Linked DNA regions of Mus musculus: all the other regions are linked to region 1. A link is a loop called in an ENCODE intact Hi-C map of the cell type or tissue named here. Cell type or tissue: left cerebral cortex. All regions are shown on one strand. Region 1 holds the start of Limd2 (LIM domain containing 2). Region 2 overlaps Map3k3 (mitogen-activated protein kinase kinase kinase 3). Region 3 overlaps Ddx42 (DEAD box helicase 42).

Evidence for each region. Peaks named below come from ENCODE experiments on the same cell type or tissue, not always from the same donor. Only the 100,000 strongest peaks of a DNase experiment are listed, where the experiment ranks them.
Region 2: a loop joins it to region 1, with 2.1 times the contacts of the local background. A loop is called at or near these places in 5 of 42 quality-filtered maps.
Region 3: a loop joins it to region 1, with 2.8 times the contacts of the local background. A loop is called at or near these places in 4 of 42 quality-filtered maps.

What each region holds. Positions count from the first base shown.
Region 1 is chr11:106,155,145-106,163,144 of GRCm38, forward strand. It overlaps Map3k3 (mitogen-activated protein kinase kinase kinase 3), which reads left to right. Exons shown (of 16, transcript NM_011947.4): 16 at 1-1,512. It overlaps Limd2 (LIM domain containing 2), which reads right to left and starts at 5,032. Exons shown (of 5, transcript NM_172397.4): 1 at 4,907-5,032; 2 at 4,204-4,298; 3 at 4,018-4,062; 4 at 3,791-3,930; 5 at 1,110-3,689. The coding sequence starts at 4,245. The coding sequence ends at 3,530. Gm10840 reads left to right here and starts at 4,244. Exons shown (of 2, transcript XM_030246469.1): 1 at 4,244-4,314; 2 at 4,616-6,015. The coding sequence starts at 4,244. The coding sequence ends at 5,417. It overlaps Strada (STE20-related kinase adaptor alpha), which reads right to left. Exons shown (of 13, transcript NM_001252448.1): 13 at 7,830-8,000. In left cerebral cortex, CTCF peaks have their summits at 3,104 (motif pointing right) and 4,808; DNase peaks (open chromatin) are centred at 392, 1,467, 2,215, 3,113 and 6 more places; H3K4me3 peaks cover 3,018 bases; H3K27ac peaks cover 6,025 bases.
Region 2 is chr11:106,089,384-106,097,383 of GRCm38, forward strand. Map3k3 (mitogen-activated protein kinase kinase kinase 3) reads left to right here. Exons shown (of 16, transcript NM_011947.4): 2 at 7,608-7,729. Among named protein-coding and RNA genes, the nearest start is that of Map3k3, 8.8 kb to the left of the region's middle. In left cerebral cortex, no CTCF peak of the experiment used is centred here; no DNase peak of the experiment used is centred here.
Region 3 is chr11:106,229,658-106,237,657 of GRCm38, forward strand. Ddx42 (DEAD box helicase 42) reads left to right here. Exons shown (of 18, transcript NM_028074.4): 5 at 673-709; 6 at 1,475-1,624; 7 at 3,149-3,253; 8 at 5,195-5,314; 9 at 5,950-6,126; 10 at 7,338-7,466. Among named protein-coding and RNA genes, the nearest start is that of Ddx42, 17 kb to the left of the region's middle. In left cerebral cortex, a CTCF peak has its summit at 4,521 (motif pointing left); no DNase peak of the experiment used is centred here.

The DNA.
Region 1 (8,000 bases):
AAAGTCCTTGAGCTGCCACAACCGTGTCCAAAGCCACCAGCTGTGTTCCTCAGCCCGACCTGTCCACTTGTCATCAACCTCATTCCCTTCTTGTTCCTCCCACAAAGGAGGATGCCAGTAGGGGCTAGGGAAAGAGTTATCTCCAAGCAGCTTAGAGTTGGCCATATTTACCTCAGCCTGGGTGCTGGTCCTTTCTTCCAGCCCCTTTCTTCCCCTCCAAATGTGCCTATTTCTAGAGCTCCTCCCTCCTAACTCCCAAATTTTTGGGAGTTATCATTAAAGGAAAGGAAAAAAAAAAAAAAGAAGCCAGTGCCCAGGGATGGGCATCTCCAGGGAGCTGGGGATTAGTGCCAGGCAGCTCTTTGCCAGCCATGCCCACTTCCCCATGGGCACAGAACAAGCCAAAGCCTTCGTTGTATGTTGACGATGCACTTTTATGAATGTAGTTTCTATCGCTGTTTTTAGCCTTTTCACATCATGTAATGTGAGGCCTTGTACTTGTTAATTTATATCTCAGATCCATATTTGATGGTTTTATATATATATATCAATTCTAGACTGTTACCGGTGATGGACTCCTGAAGAGAGAACAGAAATTGAAAGCAGCTGGTTTTGCAGATATGTGTGTTGCACGGTGCCAATTGGGCCTGGGCCCCTCTGTTTTATTTCCTTTCCCTTGGGGGTCTGTCAGGCCACTCTCTAACTGCTCTGAAGCCAGTGAGCAAAGTCCTGCTTCCACCTCAGCCTTTGCCCAAAGTAGGGACTGGCCCCTCTTCTAGACCAAAGCTGCCAAAAGGCAGCTGGGCCTCTCCATGACCCCATCCTGATGGCTATATAGCACCCTTTAGCCTATCCCTATCCACACCCCGAACCCAAAGGAGATAGAGATTGGTGGGGTGACAAGATGTTAGATGAGACAACTCTGCTTGTCACAGGTTCAGGCTCTCACGGAGCTCCCCCCATATCCCCATGGGGGGGGGGGGGGAGTGTATTACCTCATAGGCAATGTTTCTAAAATGAACTTAAAAGTAAACCAACAAATTCTGCACTCCAAAGGGGGGGTGGGGGGGAGACACCTTTTTTTGTGCCAAAAACTGTGGACATGCTGGTTCAGCAGCCTCAGGACCAAGCTGTTAATTTATTTTTTTCTTATTAACAAATCCAAATGACAAGTTGTGGGCCTCCAGGGTGGCCTGGGCCCAAAGGTTATGAAGGAAGGTTTCCTAGCAGCCCTTGGCCTGCTGTGCAAAGATGCTACACCACCTTCATTTGTTCTTCATTCCATGGGGTTTATCTGCCTTCACCAACCCCACATGGAAGGGCCAAGCCTGGGTCAGGTGCACGCTGCCACCCTCCTTCCCCTCCCTCCCACTTGCCCAGCTCTGTGTCTGAATTGTGGAATGTGCAGAAGAACCTGCAGCCATAGTTATTGACTATATCTTGACTGAGGGCTTGCAGTGCAAAGCCAGGCCAGTGCATTACTTACAATAAAAGGGATCATTTATATCAGAAGGGTCCTGTGACCATGCTTTCGGTTAAAGGTGGTGGTGGGAATTTTTACAGGGATGGGTTGGGTACAATGCCTAACACCCAAGTTGAGGCCTCTTAAATAGAACTTGAAATGGCTGCCAAAAGCAGCCTGTGATAACTTGGCCAAGGTGGCCCCTCTCCTTCCCTTTTATCCCAGCGCGTCACTGGGACAGCACTGGTTGTCCATCTGAGCCGAATCCATCAATAGCTGAGTTCCTAGGACCATTCATGGCATTTTGTAGTCTTCCTGGCCGAGGGGTTTCCCTTGGTCCCTTACAGAACATCAGTCAGAGGCAAGGTCTCACTATGTAGCTCTGCTGTCCTGGAACTCACTACATAGAACAGGCTGATCTTGAATGCACAGAGACCCACCTGCCTCTGCCTCCTGAGTGCTGGTATTAAAAGCATGTGCTGCCACGTCCAGCCCAGCCACTGTTTCTTTACTGCAGCAAGAGACCATCCTTGTCCCATAAATCCAAGGCTTTGTCGTGCCTGCTTCCCAGATGCCCACCTGAAGGAAGTCTACAGTGATTCACCCATTAGCAAGACCAGAGGCCGGGCTGCCTAGCAGCCTTTGACCTCTTGCTTACCGATTCATCTGTCCCATAGGCAGTTTGCAGAAGCCAGGAAAATAGGGCTTGGGGCGAGACAACTCAGACTTCCACTGAGGGAGCATCTTCACACTTGCCTTGTGCTTCTGCTGTGTGATGTCGTCCCTCAGTGTGCATGAACTCTGAGGAGCGCAAAGTTTGCCCCTGGAGGTCCTGGCACAGTAGCTGTGACATCCCACTTCATACAAGAGGCTCCAGGAAGATGACAGTCATGAGGAGAGAAGGTGGAAGACGTTGTACTGGCAGCACTTGATAGGCTATGGATTCCTACCATTCTTTGCAGATTTCTAGGGTAAAGGACTAGGAGGAAATTGGACAGCTGGAATCAGCTAGCAGAAAGGCAGACACTAAGGTCTTGGCCAAGTCAGAAAGGTTCTCTTCTGTACTCAAGTGTAGTGAATTAACCTCTGAAGAACCGAAGCCAGGCATGGATGACACAGGCCTTTTTAATCCCAGCACTTTGGAAGCAGAGGCAGGCAGATCTCTGTGTTCTAGGCCAATCAGAGCTACAGTGAGACCCTGTCTCAAAAACCCAAAACATTTGTGTGGTTGCAAGCCAGTGTGCCTGGCTACTCTGGGACGAGGATACACAGTGGGATTTCAGGTTTGACAGCTTAACACCCCAAGGTGGCACAGACCACCAGCCCCTTTAAGGCCAGGAGTATTGTGGGCTGTCCTCCATTCCCCTCGCTATGAGGAGTCTGCTGCATGCCTGCCACAAAGCATCCCCATCAGGCCACACAAGAGAGTCAAGAGCTGTTTAAATGTTTTTAAAAGAGGGTTGATCACAACAGAACAGCACAACAGATGGAGGAGCATAGCTACTGCCGACCCTGTCAGCTGAGGCTCTAGCAAGAGCTTTAGCTTTGTGGTGCAAGGGACCCCCAGACCCTGAAGGCTGCAGGCTGTCTTGCCTCTTCCCCAGCCCTCCCCCCTCAGCGAGGTGGCATCTATGAGGCCCAGTAGATGGCACTCTCCCTCTTCCAGTCTCTGTGGCTCATTACCAGGCTAAGGGGCAGAGGTAGATGGGGAGACAAGGGGGTACACAAGGCCCAGGTGGCAGTGAGGGAGCTTGGGACCCTGAGGAGGGCATGCTGACTCCTTGCTGGAGAAAAGGCACCTAAGTAGGGAAGCTGGGCTTGTGGGCCTCCCAGGGAGCCGTGGGGTGAGATGAGGTGGACTAAAGGACACAGTATGGTGAAAATTCCAATTCTGGTTCCCAACGCCAACCTCCCATGGGAAAAGTAAGGAATCCTGGAGCAGAGCCTTATGCCTGAAACCTGTGTGAGGGAGCCTCATCCTCTCCCACCCCGCGCCCCCGGGTTAATCTCCTTTCCACTGCCCAGCGGGAGGCCATGTGCTGGGAGGGAATGGGTGTTAAAGGGGTCTCAGGCCGTCTTGGTGCCTGAGTCCACCTCCTTGTGGGCCCAGAGCTCCTTGTGCTGTTTACGACCAAACCCTTCATCGTAGTTGCCTTTACTCTTAAACAGCTGCTGAAAGTGAGGTCTGCAGTAAAATTCACCGTGCATTGCAGCATAACTGCCCAGGCTGTGGAAGCAGAGAACATCTGGGTCAGTCTGGGGCAGGGCGGGAAGGTAGGGTAAGGGTGGGCAAGTAGGTGGGCAGGCCGGGACAGGGCAGGAGCGCACCTGAGTTTGGTGTGGCAGTGTTTGCAACAGAAACAAGAGTTGTGGAAAATGAGCTTGTCTGCCACCAGCCGCTCCATCGGGTACACAGTCTTCTGGCAGGCTGCACAGGTCTCCTTCACCTGAGCCCGCAAGCTAAAGGACTGTGGAGTAGGAGCAGAGTACACTTAGCAAGAAGCCGGGTTAGCGCCGACCCTTTCCTCTGCCCACACCCACCCTTAGGACCCTACCTTAGACCGCTGTACCGTGCTGCTGCCACTGCTGCCTTTGGCTTCCTGGGGGAAGAGGAAGAGTCAGAGGGGTCAGCTCTCCGGTGGCCCAGCCCACATCCCAGGGGCACTCGAGGTGGCACAAGGTGCCAAGCAAACAAGCTGCTCTTGTCCCCTTGACTCCTCCCCACCTGGCTGGACACCTACATGAGAGGGGGTGGCCTGGGCGGCTCCGGCAGCTTGGAACATGGCTCTTCAGAGGTGCTTGGTGGCCCTGGAGGAGATGCCGAGCCAAGAGGGTTCTGCAAGGGGAAGTCAGTCAGTGGGGCCCCATGAGCCCTCCCCCACTCTGCAGGCTGGGGTGTTTTTAGGCAGGGGGTTGGGGGGCTGCGGTTGGGACTTTCCCTAAGTCATTTCCTGTTGCTCTGGGTCTTGCCACTTCCGCCCCTCACCCACCCCCAACAGCCTACCCGCCCCTCATACAGCCCCCAAGGGTTAGGGGGTCCCTGAGTGGAAACATATGTGGAGACAGAACAAAGTTAGCGAGAGTGGCCGGGGACAGGGGCTCCACGGTCTTTGCCTGTGGGAAGCACAGGCAGAGACCCCGCCTGGGATGAAGGGAGGTCAGCAGAGGTCTGGGCAGGGTACCGCCAGACCCGCGCGCCCCCTCACCGGGCTTAGACGTCCAGCCCCTAGACAGTGCTGGGCCCGACCTCCTGCCTGGCCAGGCTGCGCTGCCTCCCGCGCCCGCTCTTCGGGACCCCAGACCCCGAAACCCCACCCCACCACGAGCCGGCCCTACGGGACCGACGCGAGCCTCGGGATCCCCGCGAGCGCAACGCGCGAACCGCCAGGCGGCGTCGGCCCCGCAACGCTCCGCGCCCCTCCCCCCGGCCGCCGTGGGTCTCACCGGGCCCGGCCTGCGCCGCGGGGCGGGGGTCGGTCGCTGCGGGACCGCCTCGGGTGCAAGTGGCGCGGGCGCGAGCTGCCGCCGCTGCCAGTGGTCCCCGAGCGGCAGCCGCCGCCTCACCGCGGCGCCGCCCCCGCCGGCCCCCGCCCCGCGCCCGCCCATTGGCTCCGCGCGCCCGGGGCCGCCTCCGGGAGAAGCCGCCGCCGACCCCCCTCTGTGCTTTGTCTTTCCCTTGCTCGCCGTCCCCCCGCCTTTGTCTGCCCCCACATCGCTTTCACAGCCCGCGCTCTCCCGCCTCCCGGAGCCAACCTCCTCTGCCGCTCGTGGAGAAGGGACGACGGCGGGGACCGAATCGCAGATCTCGGGAGGAGACGAGTTCAGCCTGCGATCGACACGCAAGGCTCTTCCGGCGCGGACCTTCAGAAATGGCCTGGGCCTTTACTGCCTCGGTTTACCCGTTAGCCGTTGTGAACGCAGTCCCATTAGCTCCGCCCCCTTCTTGCGCTCTTAAGACCCAGTAGTTTGAGGCACCCCACTGTGGGGACTCGGGAGGCAGGTCCACTGGCAGCCACGGAGTCCTACAGAGGAAGATGGAGGCGGCTCGTAGTCCCTCCGTATACCCCGATGTTAGGCCAAGGGAGCCGGCGGTGGGCCCATGTCACTACTGAAGGGGTGTGACAGATCCGCTATCCGAGAACTGCAGCCTTGTGGTTTCCGAAATCACCAGCCCCCTTAAGCTCGACATCCTAAATGGTTTCTGTGACCAGATTTTGTGGGATTAGTAACCTCGGGCCTTGCCATGGCCCAGGTCAAGCCCCTATCTGAAAGGACCCACTTCCTTGCATCAAGCACACCTTGTTCCACCGAAGGGAGCAGAGAGCCATTTAGGCTGGAGTTGTTTAGAGAACAAAGTGCAACAAGAGCTGCTTTTGCCGCTCCGCCCCAGCCCACTGCACAGCAGGTTGAGGGGAAGGACTCTAGGCAGCAGCATCTAGGGCACAGACTTCTGCTGAGGGCTTTGCCTGAAGCCCAGCTGGAGACTGTCTTCACACAGCCCTCGGCGACATATTTCCACACCCCTGTAACAGGAATAAAACTGGTGGCTCTAGCGCAGGCCCACGCGTGTCAGGGAACAGAACAACTTACCGCCTCCTGCCTGGCAGGGGAACAGGGAGGCAGCAGGCAGCATCACCCATCCCCACCCGCGCCCCACTGTGGTGCTAATGCACCCACGCTGAGCTTCGCTTTTCTCCCTCAGCCTCAGGTCGATGTTTGCCTGCACTGAGGCTCAGCCTGGACTTCGTAATGGGTGTTCCTCCACAACTAGGGGTGACTCTTCCTAGGAAAAATTATCCACACCTATCATCAGATTCTCCAAGGGAGCTGTTTTGTACAAGAAGGGTGAAGCCCTTAGGGACACCAGGCAGCTGCTCCGGGGCACTGATTGGCAGCCCGCCCTGCTGGGACCATCTGTGGGCAGAGCTGGAGAAAGCTACCACAGTCAGCAGTTAGCTAGGAGGAGGAAGGATCGAAAGCAGCTAACTGTGGGCCCACGCCAGCGTTCTGAGTTCGAAGCCACCCAGGGCTACAAGTCATATCCTGGTACACACGGACACACACACAAAAAATTTTTTTAAGTATCTGAGAAAAAGTTGGGCAGGGGCTAGAAGCGCTGGAGTGTCACATGAGCTTCTGTCACATGCCATTTCAGGTCCCCTAGCCTACCTCCAGTAGGAAAATTTTTTTAAAGTTTCTTTAAATGTTCTGTAGTTGTTAGACAAGATCTCTAGCCCAGGCGGGACTCAAACCAGCTATGTAGCAAAGGGTGATGTTCAATCCCATCCTCTCGCCTCTACCCCCAAGTGCTAGGTTTATAAAGTACTCTGAGCCATGCCCAGTAGAGAGAGTCCTGAGGAGCTGGGGAGCAAAACATGGCGCTTGCCAGGCGGTGGTGGCACACGCCTTTAATCCCAACACTGGGGAGGCAGAGGCAGGCGGATTTCTGAGTTCGAAGCCAGCCTAGTCTACAGAGTGAGTTCCAGGACAGCCAGGGCTACACAGAGAAACCCTGTCTGGGGGGTGGGGGGGACACACGACATGGCACTTCACGTCTGCTGTGTGAGTACTCTGCCAACCAAGCTGGACTCCCAGCCTCAACTGTAAAACTTCCTAAGAAAACATAAAGTTTCCTTGGGGAGCATTTGATGGTCTGAGAATTCTCAGAAAAAAGGGGCATAAGACCTCAGCCAGAGGTGAGGGCCTCACCCAGGGGACTGGCAAGGTGGAAAATGCTGAGCTGGGGTTGTACACGTGGGCATGCACAGGAACAAGGTCAGAACAGGTCCCCTTGCTCCTCATCCCTGGCTGCCAGCCAGGACGACAGGTTCTTGGGTTACACTTGCTGGGTATTAGTACCAACCATAAGGAGACAAACATCAGGTTACAAGACAAAATCTTCCACCCCTTGCTGCCCAGAGGTGGGCTTGGCTAGTTGCCAGCACTGGTACCCTTTCTGATAATTTTGCCAAGGCAAAATCTAATACTAGGGCTGGCAAGATGGCTCAGTGGTTAAGAGCACTGACTGCTCTTCCGAAGGTTCTGAGTTCAAACCCCAGCAACCACACCCGTAATGAGATCTAACGCCCTGTTCTGGTGCGTCTGAAGTCAGCTACCGTGCACTTATGTATAATAATAAATAAATCTTTGGGTCAGAGCAAGCAGGGACTGAGCGAGGGGAGTTTACCAAAGTGAGAGGAGCTGACCGGAGCGAGTGGGGCTGACCAGAGCGAGCAGAGGTCCTACACCACATGAAGGCTCACAACCATCTGTACAGCTACAATGTACTCACAAACATAAAATAAATCTTTTAAAAAAATTTTATACTCAAACTCTAGGGAATTAAGAGACCACGGAGCCGGGCGTGGTGGCGCATGCCTTTAATCCCAGCACTAGGGAGGCAGAGGCAGGCGGATTTCTGAGTTCGAAGCCAGCCTGGTCTACAGAGTTCCAGGATAACCAGGACTACACAGAGAAACCCTGTCTCGGAAAAGAAAAGAAAAGAAAAGAAAAGAAAAAGGTGACCACGGATGTTTCT
Region 2 (8,000 bases), 66 kb before region 1:
CCTGGGCAGGTCTTCAGGAGGATTCCTGGTGCCTGCTGGCCAGCCATCCTACATGAGTGAGAGATCCTGTTCCCCAAAGTTTGGAGAGATGTACAGGAAGATGCCTGATATCAACCTTTGACTTAGAGAGGCACATGCACAAGACCTGCAGATGCATACACACAAAGGGTGTAAAGTGGTGATTCTATTGATTCTTACTAGCAAGCAGTGCTTTACTTTGTAATATGCATTTGAGCCATTAACTTTGGTAGATTGTTATATCTCCTAGTAATAGAACAATACACATTTAACTTTTTGGTTTTTTGAGACAGGGTTTCTCTGTATAGCCCTGGCTATCCTGGAACTCACTCTGTAGACCAGGCTGGCCTCGAACTCAGAAATCCGCCTGCCTCTGCCTCCCAAGTGCTGGGATTAAAGGTGTGCGCCACCACGCCCGGCTATATTTAACTTTTAAATAAAAAAATTAAATACTGTACTTTTAAAAGTTTTCATTATCTTTAAAATTTTGAAGAAGAGTTGAGACAGTCTTAACCTGTAGCTGGCTGGCCTACAGCTCACTATGTAGAGCAGCGTAGCTTGGAATTCACAGAGATCTGCCTGCCTCTGCTTCCTAGTTGGTAGGGTTACATATGTGAGTCGCCACTCTTGGCTTCAACCATTGTCTGTTGTTGTTGTTGTTTTTTTTTTAAACTGGGTCTCATGTGGCCTACACTTGGCTCAAACTAAACTTGCCCATGAACTGGTATGCACTGTGCTTGGCTGAACCATGTTTTTTTAAAAGTGTGTCTATCTGTGTGAGTGTGTGTGCAAGAGTGTGTGTGTGTGCACCAACATGTGGAGGTTAAAGGACAGCTTTTGTGAGTCACTTCTTTTCTTCCACAGTGGATCTAAGCATTAGGCTTGCATGGCAAGAGATTTTAAAGGCTGAGTCCCTCACCCTTGTTCTTGAAGAAGAAATTTTTTTGGATCGAAGATGGGGTTTGGTTGTGCATACTTACTGTAAATTATTTTTGCCAGTGAGGAGGCCAGACCTGGGAGGACTGGGAAGTAAGTGTGGTGGGGTGCATGCTGTCAGATTCCCAAACAATCAATAAAAATATAATGGAAAATTTTTTTTTTGTCTGAATATGGTCAGCGTAGAGGCAGTGGAAATACATGAAATGTCATGAAGAGAAAGTAAAATCTGACTCAGGGACTCTGGAGCACAGACTCTTGAGTTGAACAGTATGATCAGATGACCTGGCAGAGCTAAGACAGAGCCTTGGCAAGATGAAGAAATAACATCATTACTTAAGTGAAAACAAAAATTGAAATTACTTTAGACTGGGTGTGGCAGAGCACTCCTTTAATTCCAGCACTTGGGAGAAAGGCAGGTGGTAAACCTGGTCTGAATAGCAAGTTCCAGGACAGCCAGGGCCACCTTGTCTTAAAAAACTGCGACCAACAAAATATTACTTTGGGGATTTGTAAATGTGGAAAAGAGATTGTTTGTCTGTAGGATGACAATGTTTATTATAAGACATGGTGCTTCCTGTAACTTCTGGGTTAACCAAGAAAACTCATAAAAGGGACTTCCCTTAAAAACCCTTCAGATAAAGTTCAATGTGGAAAAGTAACTTCCTACTGGAGCTAGGAAGGAGGAGGGTGTATGGCTCCACACCATAAGTCAGAAATAAGAGAAGAAGTACAAGTACGAGGTACCTGCTTTCTTATGGTTTCTTAGGAGCCTCTGTTTCCCTCCCCTCCCCCTCTCTTTTTCTGTGTGCACCAGGTACATGCTCATGTATGCCACAGTGTGTGTGTGTGTGTGTGTGTGTGTGTGTGTGTGTGTGTGTAGCTCAAAGTATTGTTTGTATAGGGGTCACTTCTTGCCTACCACCATGTGGGTTTCAGGAATCAAACTCAGTTTGTCATGCTTGATGGCAAAGCACTTTTCCCTGCTAAGCCCTCTTGCCAACCTGTGCTTCTATTGTACGGCCGACCTCTCTCATCCTTGGTTCACAGGTTTCTTGTTTTCTGTGAATACACATCATACCCTTCCTAGGTTACTAAATTTCTTTATAAATAACATGTATTTACTCATTTTGTGTGTGTGTTTTTGTGGGGTGGGGTGGGGGCAGGATACCTAGGCCATGGTGGCATGTATGTAGAGGGTTAGAGAACAGCTTCTGAAAGTTAACTCTCACCTTCCTTTCTGTGGTTCCTAGAGATCCAACTCAAGTGGTCAGTCTTGGCAGCAAGGACCTTCACCCAATTAGCATCTCCAACCCCATGTTTGTTTGTCTGTCTGTCTGTCTGAAACACATTCTCATTTATTTGTAGCTGGCCTGGATCTCTCCATATAGCTAAGAATATCCTTAAACTTCTGCTGTTTTTACCTCTCAAGCTAGGATTGTAGACATGCCACAACAAATGACCCTAATTTTTAAATTTCAAGTATTTTCTTCCTTTTTATGTTTTTATGCTTTACTGGTAGCATATTGATCAAGATCTGATTTTCTTTATTTCTTTTTTATCCCTTATTTGATAAAATTTGATAGAATTTGATAAATTCTTTACTTTTTTTCTTCTATGGCTGAAATAGCTTGCTCTTCTGAAAGAATCTTTATTCTGTTAATTACTATTTATTCTGTTAATGATTATATAAAACCATCTATATACAGTTCTTGCTACTCACCTCTTAAAAATATTTTCATACATTTTTATTTAAGTATGATGGTTTGTATATTGTCCAAACCAGTTTACTTTGTTTTTGTGAGACTAGGCCTTGAACTTGATGGGATTTTCCTGCTTCAGACTCCCTAAAGCTGAATTTAGAGGCATGTGCCATCATACCTGGTTTAATTGTGTGTGTGTGTGTCTGTGTCTGTGTGTCTGTGTGTCTCTATGTGTGTTTATTTATTTATTTTGAGACAGGGTCTCACTATATAGCCCAGGCTGGTCTCATACTTGTGATACTATTGCCTTAAGCCTCCTAAGAGCTGGGATTACAGGTGTGTGTCACTATCCCTGTCTCTTCAACCTACTTCTACTTTTTAAAATTACATTGTATTTGTATATTTATTATTTTCAGAAATTAATTTATTTGTTTTTGAGACAAGGTCTTAACTGTGTAGCCCTGGCTAGCCTAGAACTGTTTCTGGAGACTAAACTAGATTCACAAACTCAATGTTTATTTACCCTTCCCTTGCCTCCCATTGCTAGGATTAAAGGTATGGGCCACCACTCCCAGCTTGTTTATGTTTTTACCCCAAGAGTTTATACATTCTGAAGTAGCTTTTAAATTTTTCTCTTTTTTGCTTTTCATGAGACAAGGGTCTTACTATGTAGTTTTAGCTGCCCTGGAGCTTACTAGATCTGGCTAGCCTCTAAGAGATTTTCTGCCTCTGCCTTCTAAGTGCTGGGATAAAAGTTGGGCTTTACCATTCCTGGTTGCTTTTTAAATGTTTTAAAGTAGGACTAGAGAGATAACTCAGCAGCTAAGAGCACTGGTTGCTCTTGTGAAGGACTTGGGTTCAGTTCCCAGTACCCACCTGTTGGCTTAGAACCACCTATAACTCCAGTTTAGGCCATCAAGTGCGTCATTCTTGCCTTTGTGGGCACCAGGCAGGTATCCATGCACTGAAATATATAAAATAAATCCTTTTTAAAAAGCTTTCTAATGTATAATGCATGATAAATGTTGAGCAAATGGTTGTTAATCATTAATAAAAATTCAGGAATGAATTAAACCCTAGGGTAGACTAAATAGCCCTTCCTGTCTTTTTCCACTGACCTTTTCATATTGATGACAGTAACAGCTAGCATTTTTAAAGTGTTACTAAGTACCATGAAAAGTAATTTGTAAGTTTTCTTCTATCTTCACGTCTCTCTATCTCAGTAATTCTTTAAAATGATGCTTTATTACCTCATTTTGCAAATGAGGAAATTGAGATTTAGGGAAAACACATGATTTAGGGACTCCTTAACCTCAGATGTTTCTGACTAAAAGTTCATATTCTTGACTGCTGTCTTCTAAGAAGGCTCTTGTTTTTAAGAATTGCTTTTATGGGATTTCATGCTGAGGGAATGCTGATAATTTTAATTGAGTTAAAAATCTCAGTCCAGGAAGCAGTGCCTAAAAGAGACACTCAGTTCCCTTCTTGTCTTCATCTATGTCTGTAGTTGGAAGCATCACTGAAAAATGTCACTGCTTCTAGTTCTATGTTTGTCCTCATAAAATTTCAACTCATAAAACCTCTGCCACACTTATATCAGCTGTCCTAGATTTCAGGAAAGAATGTCAAACCATTCTCCTAGTATCTTGTTAGTCCTAGGAACACCAAATAACACTGAGAATTGGTTAGCCTCCTGGAAGAAAAATTTGTCAACCTGATAAACCAACCCTTATAATAGCAAATTCTAATTCCCTTCCCCTCTCTCCTAGACATTGAAAGTAGGGCCTTGTACATGCTAGGCAAGTACTGAGATACTTTCTACCACTGAATACTTAACACTGAAATTCTTAATACTTCCAGTGGTAACATTGATACTAAAAACTTCATGCATGTTGGACGTGGGATATGTAGACAAATGGACCTTTGTGAGGCCAGCCTTGTCTACATAGCAAGTTCCAGTCCACTCAGGGCTACACTGTCTCCAAAGTGAACCAAAATTACCTCCCAAACCCCCAAAACCCAATCCTCCCGAATCTCCATACATGTAGTAAGCTCTTAGTATTTTTTACTGGATGCTTCTCAGACAACATTCATCTAGTACTAATCTTATTATCTTATATTGATCCTGATGAATTGTTATAGGTAGTATATTTAATAATATAAGGCAATTTATGTGTTTGTCACATTTAAGCCAGTTTAGATACTATCCTTTAGGGTGCATACATGCGTGCGAGTGCCAGTGTGAGTGTGTTGTGTGTGTGTGTGTGTTGCTAGGGATTAAATCCAGGGCCTTGCACATGTATACACCAGCCTTTGTTCTTGTTTTTGTTTTGTTCTATTTTGTTTGTTTGTTTTTTGTTTTGGTTTTTGTTTTTTGTTTTTGGAGACAGGGTTTATCTGTATAGCCCTGGCTGTCCTAGAACTCACTTTGTAGACCAGGGTGGCCACGAACTCAGAAATCCGCCTGCCTCTGCCTCCCAAGTGCTGGGATTAAAGGCGTGTGCCACCACACCCGGCTTTGTTTTGTTCTTAATTTTATTTTATGTGTATTGGTGCTTTGTAGGAATACATTTTTCTCAACCTACTTTATTAAGGGTTCAACCTCTCCTTTAGTTCCTCACCCATCCTTTCACCTGTGTGCCACAGCAAAACATTATTTGATATAACTGACTTTCCAAAGAAACTAGAAGTTTCCACCTCAGTGTTTTGCTCTCATGTATATCTGTGCATCTCTTGCTTGACTTGCTCCTGAAGGAGGCCAGAAGAGGGTACTGAACAACCATTGTTCTTAACACTGAGCCATCTCTCTAGCCCTTAAAAACTTTTTCTTCCTTTTTTTTTTTTTTTTTTTTTGAGACAGGGTCTTACTTTGTTGCTCTGGATGACCTAGAACTATATAGACCAGGCTGGCCTTGAACTCACAAAGATCCACCTGCCTCTGCTTCTGAGTGATGGGTGTGTGCCACGTGACTGGCTTTTTTGTTTGTTTATTAGATATTAGATTAAAAACAATAGAACAAGCAAATTCTCGATAGCTCTACTTTTCCTACATCATATTCTCTTTCTCTAAAGAGCCAATAGAGAAACTGCTAGAAAAAAAGTATAAAATAGTCAACGAAGGGCCTATATCCTCATTTGTTATTTTATTGAAAGTTTCTAATCTTTTTGAGTACTAGAATTATATGTGTAACACGTCTTCCCTTCGATTTTTTTTCTTTTTCCTTCTAGACAGGGTCTTGCTGTGTTGTCCTGTTGGTGTCCAAGTTAAGAACCTCCTGCTTCAGCCTCTTCAGTACTTGGGTTAAAGAGCATGGACCACTCACTGTTCTGGACCTATAATTTTTGTATATATTTTAAAGTAGAATTATATGGGAAACTACTCCTTTTTTTCTTGCAGGTTTTAAATTTAATTTTACTTTTCTGAACAGACAAAAATATCTCTATAGGTATCTTTCTCTATGTTTTTTCTATGTCTTTCCTATGTCTCTTCAGAGGTATTCTAGGAAGAGGTAAGAGGCAGGTGGAGTTGGAGAAGAGACCAGAATCATGCTGTGTTTTCCTTCCTCTGGAGTATTAATATTATAAGGGACAAGAATAAAGGGCAGAAGATGGGCACTTTCTTTGGGTGGAGATTTTTTTTTTAAACTTGCTTTTTTAAAAGGTGTGTCCTAAGTTCCCAAGTGAGTCATTTGGGGAGTGTGACAGTTTACCCTCATGTTCTCTTCCAGATCGACAGATACACTTATTTTCAACCTTTAAATGTTATTTGAAGGGGCAAAGATCTCTGGGAGAATTTTAAAGCTTGAGATTGGGCTGGTTTGTGTTCTGGATTTTGAACAGTTTGTCTTCAGAGGGTGAGAACGCAGTATTCCACAGTGTCCCAGACAGGGGGATTACAGTAAAGCCAGTGAGTTGAGGGTGATGAATTGCTCTGGCCAGGAGAACTACCCTCTGACCTCCCTATCAGAAGCCAACCTGCCTGTAAACTTTGTAATTAGAACCATATTTAAAGAAGCCATGTAAAACAACTGTTCAAAGCAGCTACCTGAGGTCCTTTAAGATGTCCTCTTGTACACATAGTGCTTTAAGAGTAGGGCTGGTGAGATGGCTCAGCGGGGTAAGAGCACCGACTGCTCTTCTGAAGGTCATGAGTTCAAATCCCAGCAACCATATGGTGGCTCACAACCATCTGTAACGAGATCTGACGTTCTTTTCTGTAGTATCTGAAGACAGTTACACTGTACTTACATATAATAAATAAGTAAAACTTTAAAAAAATAAAAAGAGTAAGTCTGGCTAGGTATAGTTACCAATCCTGTAAAAATCGCACTTAGGTTGCTAAGACAGGAGGATGTCATATTCTGGGCTAGCCTGAGCTACATACATAGTGAGCCCCTGCCTTAAAAAAAAAAATGAAGGAAAGAAGGAAGGAAGGAAGGATGGAAGGAAGGAAGACTAGGTTTGGGACCAATTCTAGCCCTGATGAGCTTGCTGAATTTATATTCCCACTCAGTAGCCAACTGTATTGTGCTATGCTGTTCCTTACTCCAACTTCTCAGGGTTTTCGTGGTTGAAGTCTTCTGGCATTGAATAAACTATTTCCTCAGACCCAATCAGTGCATTTCTAGAAATCTGGAGGACTATTGAGAAAACTTTAAAATTCAGATTGCTTTAGCTTGACCTTAATTATCTTAACCATTAAATGACTGTAGTTACAGTGTCTGTCTTGTTCTTTTGAAACAATCTTGCTGTAGTTCCTGGCTGCATACTTGGAGTACAGTGATCCTCTGCCTCTGCCTCTTAAGTGTGGGCATTTAGGCATGTGCTACCACATCTGGCTCAGGGTATGTCATTTTACTCCCTGGAATATTAGTCGTATAATTTGTGGAAATAGTTCTTTATTGGTCTGTATTGAAGTATCTTAAGCCCACATGCTCTCTTTAAATGCAGATGAACAAGAGGCATTAGACTCGATCATGAAGGACCTGGTGGCCCTCCAGATGAGCCGACGAACCCGGTTGTCTGGATATGAGACCATGAAGAATAAGGACACAGGTCACCCAAACAGGCAGGTACGTGTGGCTCTGGTAGAGCTTAACCTTATTTATTGGGGAAGGTTTTTAAATGAGGAATATATGAGAAGCTAAGGGTACTGTAATACTAGGCTTGAATGCTTTGGTCCCTTTCACACTTCTGTTAAATAGTTAATGATATGTAGCAGCCAGTATGGGTCCAAGAGCTGGAGTTCTTGGCATAGCATTTCATCCATGAAGAATAAGAATAAATTTTTCCTGTATTATGAGATCTATATTCATGTAATTCTTTTGCTTTTACTGATTATTT
Region 3 (8,000 bases), 75 kb after region 1:
ATCCCCAAGGTAACTGATTTTGACTAAAAGCAATTTATTCTAGAGCTAGAAGTTACAGGAATAATAAAGTTGTGATATTCTTTCAACTGTATACCAAACCCAGGAGGGTTTTCTTTTCAATATGTAATACACAACTATGTTATGTTTGTTGTATATATTGACAAAGCTTAGTATCCCTCCATACCTCTCTTCACCAAGAAAGGTTTTACTTTTTTTTGTTTGTTTTGTCTGTCTGTCTGTCTGTCTGTCTGTCTGTCTAAGACACTGTTTCTGTGTGTAGCCCTTAGCTGACCTGGAACTCTATAGACCAGGCTGGTCTCTTAACTCAGAGATCCACCTACATTTGCTTCTGGGGTGCTATTTAATTCCTCTGAGGAATTAAAGGAATGGGCCACCACTTCCTAGCTAGATTTTACCTCTCATATCAGTTGGTAATTGATGTTTCTAAGGGTACCATATCATCTCATTGCAAAAAGAGGGAATCTTTAGCTCATAGAGTTAAGCCACACATATATTATGGGTGGATCGTGTACAGTATACTTATTGTTGCTTTGTTAACGTTAGTGTTGAGAGTTCTATACTGTATGGAATTCAACACTAAGCTGTTGTAAGTATGGAGCTGGGTATGTGGAACATTTGCAGGGAAGTTTGTTTCTCCGCTTGTTTTTCCAGGGGTATTCGAGATGACATTGAAGAGGAAGATGACCAAGTGAGTTTCTATGCAGTATTTCTATCTTTTATTTTTACTCCACAAAGTCTATACTGGGGACAGGTCAGAGCTTGCCTTCACTGAATGACTTACTCCTTTTCTATCTGTGTGACCAATTAATACTATCTCCAGATTCCCTTCCCCCATGATGCACGTGGGATTTTTGATCAACTGACATTTTTTTTTAAAAAAAGAACCTTATTCAGGTTTTTTTTTTAATCCAAATTTTAAGTTTACTGTGATAAGCCAGTAATATGAGTTGTGTGGGGCCTCTTACTGGTTTTTTTTTTTTTTTTTTGCCTCTTTCCAGTAATTGTTTGTGACTCTTACATTGTAGTTGAAACATTAGTAACTATCCATTAGTACTTCTTTTTGCCTTGTCTAGTGTGGGATGGTGAGGACTATAGACTTCCAGGTTTGTGATCTTTCTAATCAGTGTTAACTTCCAAACTTGGATTGGTATAAAGCCAAAGCATGTCTTCCTCAGCTCTGGGCAGGGTAGTAAGATGTCCCCACAAACAGGAAGGCTTCTGTTAAATAAATCAGATCATTGTGTAATATTGTCTTGCTCATTGATTTTGAGTATTGCTATTGTAAAAGAAATCATTGCTATGTTAGTGAAAGTCTTTCCTTATTTGATAGGTATTTGTTTAAATTATATAATCTTATGGTTCACTGTGTGTGCACTGCATGTGCACTGATTGCAAATGTATAAATGTTCTTAACTGTACTTAGGTTTGATTGTGCTCTTGTGCTTTCCTGCAGGAAGCTTATTTTCGATACATGGCAGAGAACCCAACTGCTGGGGTGGTTCAGGAGGAAGAAGAGGACAATTTGGAGTATGACAGTGATGGAAATCCAATTGCACCTTCCAAAAAAATTATCGATCCCCTTCCTCCCATTGATCATTCGGAGGTATTACATTTTTTGCTTTGTTTCTAACTGATACAGTTTCATAGTTTGGAATCTTTATTTCTGCTAAGTGGTTGGATCAGAAATTCCATGAGGCGTTCATAATATATAAACTAGCTCACTGTAGTCTCAACACTTATGAGACAGAGGCAGGAGGATAGCCAAGAGTTTGAGGTTAGCCTAAACTGCATAGTGGTTTGCAGCTTAGCTTTGTTTACTAAATGAGACTATTTCAAAACCAAAAAGGCTTACTGTAAATGGTTGTGTACTATAAGAAGAAAATTTGGGCCTGAAGATTTAACTCAGTCAGAAGAGTAACTTGCCTACCATTCACAAGGCCTGTTGTTTAATCCCCAGCATTTCATAAAACTGTATGTGGTGCATGTCGAGTTCCAGCACTATCAAGGTCAGCCTGGACTGCATATTAAGATACTCTCAAAAAAAAAAAAAAAACAATCAAAACAAATCAGCCAAAATAGGCTTGGCCGTTCATTTTAATAAGTTTCGTGGGCAATTTTAGAGCTTTACAGACTTTATTTTTGGAACTGCTGAAGTTATTCTGTGGCTAAGAGCGGCCTGCTGCTCTTCAGAGGACCTGAGTGTAGGTCATAGCACCCACACCCATACCAGGCGGCTCATGCATAAACCTAGTTCCAAGGAGTGTGATGTCCTGTTGTAGCTTCCCCAGCCATCTGCACATATGGGGCATGCACTCTCACAGACACCTACATAGAATAAAAAGAGTTTTATATTTTTTAATGATGTGTGTATGTGGTGGGGATGATATGTGCACATGAGTGCAGAGTCCAAAGGACAGAAGAGATCTGCTATCTCTAGAGTTAAAAGCCACTGAGGGTAAATGCTGGAAACTGAAGTTGGATCCTCTGCAAGAGCCATTTCTCTAGCCCTAATTCCATGCTTTAAAAAAAAAAATTAGAATTCCTTCTCAAGACAAACCTATCTCTAAAGGAAATACTGATAATGTTTTTAAATGCTTGGACCTGGATGAACAACTTAATCCTAAGCATTAATGATATTTGTAAAATAATTTCTTTTTAAAAATTTGTCCTCTGAGACCTTTAGCACTACAGCCATTCTTTATTCTGCTGCATGTTATTAAAGTCTGAGATGTCTGTGGAAAGTAAATTGGTGTCTGTTTTGAAAGTAGGAGTTCAAGCCGGGTGTGGTGGCGTACACCTTTAATCCCAGCACTTGGCAGGCAGAGGCAGTCAGATTTCTGAGTTCGAGGCCAGCCTGGTCTACAGAGTGAGTTCCAGGACAGCCAGGGCTACACAGAGAAACCCTGTCTCAAACAAACAAAAAAACAAACAAAAAGAAGAAAGTTGGAGTTGGAAAAAATATAGGCTGTACTTTTTTAAGAGTGTGTCAGAAATAAATGAATTCATTATCTTTCTAGAAAGAATGCCTTTGTTTTTATAATATTTGTAAAAAGTTATCTTACATTAAATCAAACTTACAGGATTGACTCTTGAATTCTAGACTAACTTTGAATAATTGGACCTGCAGATTGACTATCCACCATTTGAAAAAAATTTTTACAATGAACATGAGGAGATAACCAACCTCACTCCACAGCAGTTGATAGACCTGCGACATAAGCTCAACCTTCGGGTAAGAACCATTACGCAAGAATCCTTACATCAGTGTTTGTACAAGTTTAGAATTACCGCTCATCCAGATAGTAAGCCTAGATTTATTTACTAGGGAGAATAATAATTACAGCCCTAGGGTTTGTGTGTCTTGGATTTGATTGATTTAGCCCTAAAGATGCTATTTCAGAAAGATTATTTTGGTTTTAACTTTTCATCTTTTAAAAATACTGTGTGTGCACATATGTGTGTGGATATTGGGGGGTTGCTTTCAGATGTCACCTTGCAGAAGTTGGTTCTCCTTCCAGCATGTGATTCCTGGGAATAGACCTCATTGTCAGGCTTGATGACAAGTGCCTTCACCTGCTGAGTCTTCTCATCAGCCCTATATCTTGTTTTGCACATTCAGTCAACTTTGTACTGAGTTAGGTGGACTAAGAATAAAAAAATAGGAAACACATCTTCAGAGGCAGGAAGTAGAATTAATAATAGATGTGAACAAACCATGAGCTGTTGGAATATTTTGAAATTATATTTTCTTCAAGTTTTATATGATGTGTTTTTTTAAAATAGTAAATGAGAAGGCTGGAGAGTTGGCTTGGTGCTTGCTGCTTAGTCATGAGAACTGAGGTTCAGCTATTTGCACATAAGCGAGGCATCCCACAGGTAGCTGTACTCAGGCTCAGAGGGCTTAGACCTGCTCTGAACGGGGACACACACACACACAAAGTCTACTTTAAAAATATTCAAATAAATCACTGACTTTTAAAAACATTCACGCACTAATTTTACAATAACACTTTAAATTGCCACCAACAAATTGAGTTGCCCATTTGCCATGTTACTTAAAATGTTTTTAATATGTTAAGGTCAAATAGCAGAGAGGATATGTTGGTTTGCTCTAGTGTGAATGACTGGTTTATTTCTGCTTTATTAGTTGCTATATAATATTTAAAATCTTGAATTTTCAAAGATATCATAGTATGTATGTGTGTATATGTATGCACAAATACATGTTTACACTCCCGATGAAGTTTCTAAGAAGTTAATAGTACCTTCTTCCCCAAAGAAAGGTCTTCAATTATATATATTTTTATTATATATTATATATTTTATACACACACACACACACACACACACACATATATATATAAATAAAATCCGGACTGGAGAGATGGCTCAGTGGTTAAGAGCTCCGACTGCTCTTCCAAAGGTCCCAAGTTCAAATCCCAGCAACCACATGGTGGCTGACAACCATCCGTAATGAGATCTGGCGCCCTCTTCTGGAGAGTCTGAGGACAGCTACAGTGTACTTACATATAATAAATAAATCTTTAAAAATAAATAAATAAATAAAATCCTCGTTGGAAATTACGACCACTCTAAAAGAAGCAATAAAAAGTTACTACTACTATATAGACAAAACGGAAATCAGTAGTTCTCTTTCTTTACTGGGACCCAGTTGAAACGAGGAGGCTTGATGGTGGCTAGGCCATCACTAAGAGAATGGTTAACTCTTGAGAAATCAGTAGGTTGCATCTTTATAAACAGTAGCGATAGATGTGTTTTCATTTTATTTGCAGTTTTAATTTACCTTACACTGAATCTTAATTTTTCTGTCATCCCAGTTAATGTTTATTCAACTTGGTAAAAAGAATGTTGATGACTTTTTCAGTTAGTTGAATAATTTGTTTCCATTTCTCATAAGAAAATTAATTTTGAGGTAGTTCTGTGTACTTAATCATTTAAAATTGGTGGTGGGATTATTCAGGAATTCTTACCATGGTTTCCTTTGCATGAGGCCATCGTGTTCAGGGTTTGACCCTTTTTGGTGTTTTTGCTTACACACCTGCTTTTCACTCTTTATTCTAGCTAAAGTGCTTGGTCTGAGTGTGCACTGTTGAACTGTAAATGCTGTTTAAGTGAAAGTACCGGTCTTCCTGGGAATTGTCTTTGTCTCTAGGTCTCTGGTGCTGCACCTCCCAGACCAGGAAGTAGCTTTGCTCATTTTGGGTTTGATGAACAACTTATGCACCAGATTAGGAAATCTGAGTACACACAGCCGACCCCAATACAGTGTCAGGTGCGTACAGCATGGTGGGTGGGGATGGAAAGCTCTGGAACTTCTAAAGATGGGAGCGAAAGGAGACCTTTGGAAAAGGTTTTTTGTACCTGCTGAATCCATTGAAAATGTGTTGTGAAGGAGATACTTTCTTTTCTAAACCTCACAGAAAAGATTTGTCCATGGATATACTTTGTGCTTTCAATGACTAGAATCCCTTTGTAAATGACATGAAAGTTTTTCATTTATTGCTGTGACGGATAGCTTCTGTTTGCCATTCAAATGTGGAATTTATGTATTCCTTTACAAAAACAGAAAGAGAAATTCCTACATATAAATGAAGTGGCCTATTTATTTTCCAGGAGAGAACATTAGAAGCCCTGTACAAAATTTTTAATAACTCCCTTTATACATCAAGTCTTTATTTTGATATATCAATACAAATGGGAGTCATGATTTTTTTTTATAAATGATGCCTTCATGAAGGTAATATTTCCTTTAAATCAGGCTCATGGGAATGTCAGGATTCAGCTAATGTTCATGGCCCAGAATATTTTTGTTCCATTGGAAATGAATGTCATTTGTAGTAATTTTCCCCAAGACGTTAGTTCATCTTTAGAATTGAGTGAATATACCTTTCCTTTCTTCTTCTCTAGGGTGTACCTGTAGCACTAAGTGGGAGAGACATGATTGGTATTGCTAAAACAGGCAGTGGGAAAACTGCAGCCTTTATTTGGCCCATGTTGATTCATATAATGGATCAGAAGGAATTGGAACCAGGTGATGGACCAATTGCAGTTATTGTGTGTCCTACTAGGGAGCTTTGTCAACAGGTATGTGCTTTGTATAAAAGGCCCCTTTCTACTTTTGGACTAGCAAGGGACAGTGAGCAGAATGATCTGTGAAGTTTAGTTATTGTTGCTTGGCACACGCATACATGTGGTTCTATAAGAGAAGTCGGAGGCTGACTTTGGAGTGTCTTCCAGGATTTATCTTCCCATTTGGTGAGCTAGTACTGCTACTTTGGCTTGAGCGGGCTGTTCCACATATTCTCTCTCCACCTCCTGGGTACTCCTGGGGTCATTGGCAGGGCACCAGTCCCACTAGCTTTTATGTGGACTCTAGAAGTCTGAATGTCATTTCTTACACTTGCGTGGCAAGTGTTTAACCCACTGAACCATCTCCCCAACCTCCTCCAACTCTTGTTTTAAATATGATAAAACTACATATAAAATTGGCCATCTTAACTAACCCATTTTAAGTATCTAGTTCAGTGGCTGACATTAAGCATATTCACATTATTATCTTCCCTGTGAAGTTTTGAGAAATGTGAACATATTTCCGTAATAAGGGTAGCTTTTTTTTTTTTTTAAAGTCACAAAGGGGTGTGGGTATTATGGGAATTGTTTATATTATAAGCTCACAATGTTTTCTGTATAGTGAATTTAATTTTCTTGGTAAATAGACTGGATCAAGAAGATGAATGATGCAAATGAAGACCATAGCCTTGTTTTATGATTAAGCTGGATGTAGTAGGAGATTTATTTAATCCCAGCACTTGGGAGGCTGAGGCAGGAGAATTTTCTGACTTTGAGGCCAGCCTGGTCTACATAGCAAGCTCCAGGCCAGACAGTAATATATAGAGAGATTCGGCCTCAAAACAAAAAAACAGAAATGAAAAGAAACAAAAGAATTTCGATTTTAAGCATGTTCTAGGTTTTTCCTTTTTCATTTTTAAATGGTTGTTCTTGTTTTGGTGGCTGTTTGTGTGTGTGTGTGTGTTTTCAGTAATAGGAATTGAACACAGCCTTTGAGCTATATGCCCAGCCCTCTTCTGTTTGTATCTTCCTAGTTTTTGTTTTTGAGATTGTGTCTTAAGTTACCCAGGTTAGACTCAAACTTGCTATCTTTCTGCTTTTATCACCTAGTTAAACTATAAGCCTGTGCCACTAAGTACAGCTACATTTTGATTTTCTATAGTGGTATATACTGTGTTCTAAGGACTGTGTTTTGAGTAGTTTTTAAAATATTAACAACTTTTTAGATCCACGCAGAGTGTAAGCGGTTTGGGAAAGCGTATAATCTTCGATCAGTGGCCGTGTATGGAGGAGGGAGCATGTGGGAGCAGGCCAAGGCCCTTCAGGAAGGGGCAGAGATTGTTGTATGTACCCCAGTAAGTATATCTTGTTCTCAATCTCTCTTGATTCAGAAAACATGATTGCTTTTGAGGGAATTCCCTCTAAATATGGGAAAGCTAGGCTGGGATTATCCTGTGAGTAACCAACCTTTTGTCTTGGTTTCATTATGATCAGTTGACTAAACAGCAGTCTAGTTATATCCATGACCAATGTATCAGCAGCTACAAGTTCCTATTTTAAACAGGTTTTCTTAGGCTCTCTTAAAAACTGGGTCTGGCCGGGTGGTGGTGGCTCGCGCCTTTAATCCCAGCACTTGGGAGGCAGAGGCAGGCGGATTTCTGAGTTCGAGGCCAGCCTGGTCTACAGAGTGAGTTCCAGGACAACCAGGGCTACACAGAAAAACCCTGTCTCAAAAAAACAAAAAACCGAAACAACAACAACAACAAAAGAAGTTTTATCTAGAGACTGCCATATCCAGGGATCCACCCCATAATCAGCTTCCAAACGCTGACACCATTGCATACACTAGCAAGATTTTATCGAAAAGACCCAGATGTAGCTGTCTCTTG